Linked DNA regions of Mus musculus: region 2 is linked to region 1. The links are chromatin contacts, found by Hi-C or POLR2A ChIA-PET in ENCODE. All regions are on one chromosome and are shown on one strand. The core of a region is the stretch at or near the end of the contact, and the rest is flanking DNA. Distances in the headings are between cores, read along the strand shown.

Region 1 (3,303 bases), core at 36-2,535:
GCCCAATCCGCTCTCCTCTCAGCTATGGCTGCTCAAGGATTATCGGGGACTGCGGCTGGGATGTCTCAGTGCACATAAAGGAACCCATGGGCAGGGGCGCACGAAAGAACCCCAGTGCTCTGGCGGCTCCGCAGGGCAGTCAGGGCCGCTACTCTTCCAGTGCGACTTCAGGTAGGTGCCGGTTTTTTACAGGCTGCTGGCAGGAGACGTCCTGGTCAGCATTTATTCGGCCTGGGGGAAAATCCGGCCCTGAGGCCGCCCCCCCCCCCCCCCCCCGCCACCACTGGGTGGGAGTCTAGGCGACCCCGCCCTAGGCGTCAGCCGGCTCTTCCCTCCCCCACCCTGGGGTTCGGAATTGGAGCGGAAAAAGAACGAGCCGTGAGAAGTCTTAAAAGCGGGGTGGAGGTAACGAACGGAACCTTCTAGGTTAGTCGAGGTACCCCCCCTTCCTGAAGTTAAAAAGGATTGGGCTTCCTTCACCTCCTCTTTTGAGGTGACGGAGGTTGTGAGAGTGAGGAAAGAATTTGTATTCTAATCCCCACCAACTGGGCTGGAATCCTCTGGCCAGATAGGGGAAGTGATTTCCTCAAGGTCACTCAGCCAAAAAAAAAAAAAAAAAAAAAACTCTCGGTGACTTGCTCAAGATCAGGTGTTTGCCGCCCTACCCCTTCCTCGCCTTCACCCCCAAAACCCGGTCCCCGGCTGCTTCGCGCGAAGAGAACCGCTGGCCCGGACCCGACAGGAATTCGGGGCGAACGATGTGCTCGCGACAGCCTACACCTCCACATCTGGGCATGAAACCGGGAGCCCCGCTGCCGCCGCCGCCGCCCTCGCCCTGGCTGGGGATGCAACGTGCGGGTCACCTCAAGCTCCACCCAAGCCCGCGCGGCTCCTTTAAGAAAAGTTCTCTGAGAGAGTTCATCAAAGTTTAAAAAACTTGTCTGGGAGAAGGGAACGGTGGGGTGCAAGGGAGCCGAGTCGGGGAGAGAAAGGGAGAAGGGGGTGGGGGTCGACCAAGGAAGCGGAGTCGGGAAAACGCCGGAGCCAAGGAAGGCAGAAAGGCCGGAGCGTCGCGGCCCGGGCCGGGGCTGGGGACCGGGCCGGGGCCGGGGCGAGCCCGCACTGGGCTGCGGGGATTGGCTGCGCGTTCCCCCGGAGACCGCGCGCGGGGCGGGGGCGGGGCGGGGGAGGGGCGGGCCGGGCCCCAGCTGAGGCCGGTTCCGGCGCCCGCCCCCTCCTCCGGCGCCCGCCCCCCGCCGCCGCGAGCGCACTCGCGGGCCGCCCTGAAAAGCCGGAGGCGGTGGCCGCACGGGCTCCGCTCCCTCGGGTTCCCGGTGCCTTGCCCCTCCGGCCGCCTCCCGCACCCGCCAAACTTAATGTGATCCCCCCCCCCTTTCCTTTCTCCGTAGCCTGACGCGGCAGCAGCCGCTTTCCTCACCAGCTCGCACTCTCCTCGGGGGCGCACGGCTCGCCGTGCCCCTGCCCACCACGGGACAGAGCGTCCCGCTTCCCTCTCCGCGTCCCCCCTCACCATGAGCAACCTGAAGCCGGACGTCGAGCACTGCACGGGCGCGGGCACCGGCAGCCCGCTGGAGGAGGAGGTGGGTGTGCGGCCGCGGGAGCCGGCGCGCGTGAGGTGCACGCGGGGCCGCGGGCGGCGCGAGGTCCTGCGGGCCACCGCTCCTGGCGCCTTCCCTCCGCTGCCCTTCGCCCTGGGGAGGAGCAGCCCATGTCCAGCGGGCGGAGGCGTGCGGCCTGAACTAGCCCGGCGGGGCCGGCATTGTCTCCCCGCCCTCCGGGGCTCGAGGAGGGCGCGCGTCCCCGTGGTGGGCTCGGGGCGCCGCGGAGGTCCTACTCCCGCTGCCCTCCTTCCCCAAGCCCGGTGGGGCTTACGCTTCGCCTGAGGCGCGCCTCCTGGGTGGCCTGGACCTCCGCCCCGACTGTAAGGAGCTGAGAGGGATTATCCCGGTGGGTGCGGGAAGCTGGCTCACCCTCCAGCCTTTCCACCTCGCCCCCTCCCCGTGACCTTGGAGGCCTGGCCGGCTGCCCTGCGCTTAGGTTAGAGCTGTGGTCTCAGTGGGCAGGCGGGCTTTTCGCCCTGTCTCAGAACTTGGGCTTCTTCAGAGAGTTGAGCCGGCAATTTAATTAAAGTCGGAAAAGAGAGAAGTTAGAAGCCTTGAGTATCCCCTGTTCTCGCCCTTTGACCTAGTAGCCAAGCCAGTACCCCACACTGGCCAGGGTGGGATCTTCCAAGGAGAGGTGACATAATCTTGTCCAGCTGCCCTATGCAGAAAAAGAGGTTATGAGACCGCGTCAAGGAATCATCACTGCTCGTGGTTTTATCGCCTGGTGAGGACGACGTACTTGTGGGGGATAAAAAACCTTTAAGGTAACTTCGAGTGGAAACTAGGCAGGCCGGCTCAACTACTATGGGTTCTAGGCTCCTAGGGAGCTCTTTAACGTATGCTGTGTCACTCCAGGGCTGAGAGACCCTTCCTGCCCCGCCCTGGCATACTTTTGCCCAGGAAACCAAGGGCCAGTTATCCAGCCCTAGGGCCCTTCCCCTTGGTCTGGGGTAGAAACCGCAGAGGCCCTGATGTTTCTTACTGGTTGTGCTAATGAGTTGGTGCAGAATGACCCACTGTTGGGCTGGGCCAGCAAGAGGCCTGCTACCAGCTTCAGTGCACCAGTGGCATGACATCTTGAGACATCTTGATAATCTAGGTTTGGATCCTGGAACAAGGAGGCAGGGAATTATATGCAATGATTCACTCAAACGATGGAAAATGGAAGGGGGGAGACCGCTCCTGAGGTCTCTACTAGTAGCTCTGGAGTGAGTGGTAGCTGGTCTTGGTTACTGTTGGCTTTGTCCTCTTTGAACCTTTGGGGCCCTTCACCCCATCCTGATCTAAATGGTTTTTAGAGTCTCCTCTGAGAGTTGGAAGTGAGGAGTGTGTTGTTTGCTGTTGTGTCTGTGATCTCTGCTTGTTTCCCCACCCCCTTGTGCTGAAATTTCGGGGAGGGCAAGTGCTTCCTGAAGCTGTTCCAGGACCCCCAAATTATGCATCTTTTAAAAGGTTGGCCCTCAGCAGGGACTTCACACTTAATGAAAGGCTGACCAGATCCTCAGACCTGTTCTGTTCTGTCTGGGGAAGGGAACTAGCCATATGGTCACAGGGAAGAGTTGGAAAAAGTGTGTGGGGCCTGGCTACTTTTAAAAATTGTCTTTCTGGGAGAGAGGGCAGGGTATTCAAAAAGTAGAGCCACTGCTCTTTCCCCTAAGGACTGGTGATAGGCCTTGGT
Region 2 (3,431 bases), core at 627-3,126, 46 kb after region 1:
TGAGAGCTAGAACTAAGGGAATATGCCATTACTGCTCTGCTGAGGTTTTGTTGTTGGGAGCTCGGGGATCGTTTGAGACAGTTTTTCTCTGTGTAGCCCTGGCTGTCTTGGAACTATGTAGAGGCTGGCCTCAACTCAGAGACCTGTCTGCCTCTGCCTCCCCAGTGCTGGGATTAAAGGCGTGTGCCACCATGTCCAGCAAGGTGAGCCAGAGAACAGTTCTGAATATCTAAGGATAACCATGACAGTTCTTTTACCACTTCAATTTTTGTTTTAAGAAAAAGTAAAACGTAGTGTGAAAGCCCCATCCTTCCTTGGTATCCCCATGATCTGAACACTAAAATCTTGTGTGTGCGACAGAATCCTTAGGTCCCAAGGGGCACTGTAGCTTGGCAGTGGAGGTCATGTTGACCACTGCATTTTGGAGTAATACCAAAGTGAAAAAGTACAGGTTTTTCAAGCTGTCTCTTCTGCGTGTTGCTTTCTTTGCAGTGTCCTTCAGACTGAGTACTTACCTCATATTGTGATGGCCTCTCTCTCTGGACAGATTGTGACATCCAAGGTAGGTACATTGCCTGGCCCATTGTGGAAGCTTCCTGGATTCCTGCCCATGCTAGAAGCACATAGTATGTAGCTATTTACTGAACTTTGACTAAATGAACGGATGATTTGAGGTGACCACTGTGGTCTGAGAGTGCATCCTCTCCCTTTCCCTCTGCCCCACCTCTCTCTCTCTCTCTCTCTCTCTCTCTCTCTCTCTCTCTCTCTCTCTCTCCCCTCCCTCCCCCACCCCCAAGATAGGGTCTCACCATGTTACACTAAGCAGCCTGGAACTTGTTGCCTGCGTACTACAAGCTGGCCTTCAACTCACAGAGCCTCACCTGCCCCTGCTTCCTGGGTGCTAAGATAGATAAAGGCTTACACAGTCTCTACTGACTGCAGTCTAAGTTGACTGCACAGGTTTGACAACTAGGGTTCTCCTGTGAGTGTGGCTGGGATTTGGGGGTGTGTGTACATTGCTGCCTGGCCTCTGTGATTAGAGGGCCAGGTAAGACAGTGGCAGTGCACTAGGTGCCTTGCATGATCGATTGAAGCAGCTTGCACCGATTGGCTGGAAGCCACTGTCATTGTACTATGAATTGAAGGAAAAGATCTGTGGGATTAGATTCACACTGGAAATGGTGCTACTCTATGAGGAGTATTCTTCTATTTCAGATTTTGTTTTGTTTAGTGACATGGGTTTACAAATACTATTCTCCGGTTTCGGTTTGGCCACACACCAAAAGCAGCAAGTGCCCAGTGTGGTGAGGCACACTATTTCCAGCACTTGGCAGGACAGGAAGTAAAGGAAGGAGGATGGGGGTTTCCAAGTCATCTTCCAGTGAGTCTGAGGCTAGCCTGAGCTACAAAGACTGTATCAAAAAACAAACAAAAGGCAGACATGAACGAGTGGAGAGGGCTCAGCGGATAAGAGCACCGGTTGGTCTTCAGAGGACTTGGGTTCAATTCCCAGCCTCTACATGGCAGGTCACACTGTCTGTAACTCCTGTGCCAGGGGATCTGACATCCTCATATAGAGATACATGCAGGCAAAACACCAATGTGTATAAAAAATAAACATACATAAATGATTAAGAAAGAACAAAAGCAGAAATGAAGACTGGCCTTAGCCAAGCAGAACCTGAGTTCCTGGCATCGAGAGAGACCTCTTTCCCCTCTTCTCCCTGGCTACCGCCCCTCTTCCCGAGATGATAGCTTGCCCTTAGTACGCCTGCGCCCAGGCGGGGCGGTGCTTCGCCCTTTGTTGTGGGCCCCAGTTTCCCAGGACACCAAGCGGCGCTGGGTGGGGCTATGCAGATGAGGTACTTGGGGGCGGGGCGGTTGCGCGGCGGCGGCCGGGGAGGGTCAGTTGGAGGCAGGCGCTCGCTGAGGCAAGAGGAGGGCACTCGGCCCGCGGCCTGACAGGGACTTAGCCCACAGAGACCGGCCCGCGCGCGCGACCCCACACCCACCCACTCGTCCACCTACCCACTCCCCGCGCCGCCTCCTCCCACCCTGAGCAGAGCCACCGAGGATGATAAACACCCAGGACAGGTAACGGCCCGGCGCAGGCTCCCCGCCCCCATCCTCCCTCCGCAGCTCCAGAGGCCTTCGCACCCCCCCCCACCCCCGCAGCCTGCCCCCAGCCCCCAGGGGGCTCCATCCGCTCCCACTGTTCCTCTCGCCATCCCAGCCACTGCCACCCGAGTCCTGAAATCGGGCCTCCTTCCGTCCTTTAGCCCCCTTCCTCCAGCCCTGCCCATCCCCCTCATCCGGGTTTTCTCCTCGCCCGGAGCCCCCCCCCCCCAAAAAAAAAAAAAAACCTGGACATAGCCAGTCAGTCGCTCCGTTTTCTTAAGCCCAGTGGGACGGTGCCCAGTCCCCCATACTGTGGGCTTTCTCCCACAGATTCCCCGAATTGGTTCTTATCTTCCCTAAATCTTTCTTACTCCTCCACAAGTCACTTAATCGCTTTAAATCCATTCTCTAGTGAAAATTGCTTCCCAGGCAGACTCCTCTCAGCCCTGCCTGGCTGTCCCCAAAGACAAGCTCTGTCCGGCAGTTCTCAACTCAACCCTTTCCCCCTCTTCCCACCTCCTTGGGATGTGCAGTCCCACTCTCTTCCCCACCCTTCTCCAGGTAGGCCCCATTTTCCTGTCTGGGAACCCCCACTCTTTATTTCTCTAACACTATGGAGTCCATTCCTGCCCTCCAGCCTGTTTTTCCAATGATGTTGCCAACACTCTTCTACACACTCTTACCCTTTAAACACTACAAAGTCTCAGTTGGTACTCATCTTACCGCCCCCCCCCTTCTTTAAAATCATTACAATGCCCAACTTAGTCTCTCCCCTTTCCTGGGAAGATCATTAAGTGCTACCCCCTTTTAAATTTCACTCCAGGGCCTCCAAAACCAGATCCTGGGCCTTTGGAAGTTACCTACCTCAAGACCCAATCCCTGTTTCCCCCAGGATTTGAAATGCATTATTCTTTTGAAATGGTGTGGGTTTCTTAACTTTCAACCAAAGTAGGCAGAAGTCATCCCTTTAGTTACCCTCCCTTTTTCCATGTCCTCAGATATCCCACATTTCTGTCCCAGACAGACGCTCTTCTCCAAAGCTATTCCAGAATTTTCTGATCCCTCAGGATTTGTAATGCCACTTGCTTATGTATTATCTTGGCTTTCATTAGCAATTCAGAAATGATTCCTTTGCCTTCCCCTGTAAGGCTCGGTGCTAAACCCTCCAAAACTTTTTTGAAACCCATTCAGTCCCCATACTAGATCTTTTATCTTCACATTGGACTTTTTATAGCCTCTGACCTTGAGTAAGCAGATCCTTTCCTTAAACTGTCAGGATCCCTCCAAAACCAGATGACTTCGTCCTACAAGTC

Evidence for each region. Hi-C counts contacts between places; a loop is a spot of excess contacts on that map. ChIA-PET counts read pairs that join two places held with the same protein, here RNA polymerase II (POLR2A).
Region 2: a map of heart shows a loop between it and region 1 (2.8-fold over the local background). The contact joins the promoter of Oaz2 here to the promoter of Rbpms2 in region 1. A Hi-C loop is called at or near these places in 6 of 37 maps with a recorded cell type or tissue (heart and mouse trophoblast stem cell). POLR2A ChIA-PET finds 5 or more read pairs at or near these places in 4 of 5 experiments (Patski and embryonic stem cell).

What each region holds. Positions count from the first base shown.
Region 1 is chr9:65,629,297-65,632,599 of GRCm38, forward strand. Rbpms2 (RNA binding protein with multiple splicing 2) reads left to right here and starts at 1,286. Exons shown (of 8, transcript NM_028030.3): 1 at 1,286-1,601. The coding sequence starts at 1,533.
Region 2 is chr9:65,674,672-65,678,102 of GRCm38, forward strand. Oaz2 (ornithine decarboxylase antizyme 2) reads left to right here and starts at 1,877. Exons shown (of 5, transcript NM_010952.3): 1 at 1,877-2,094. The coding sequence starts at 2,075.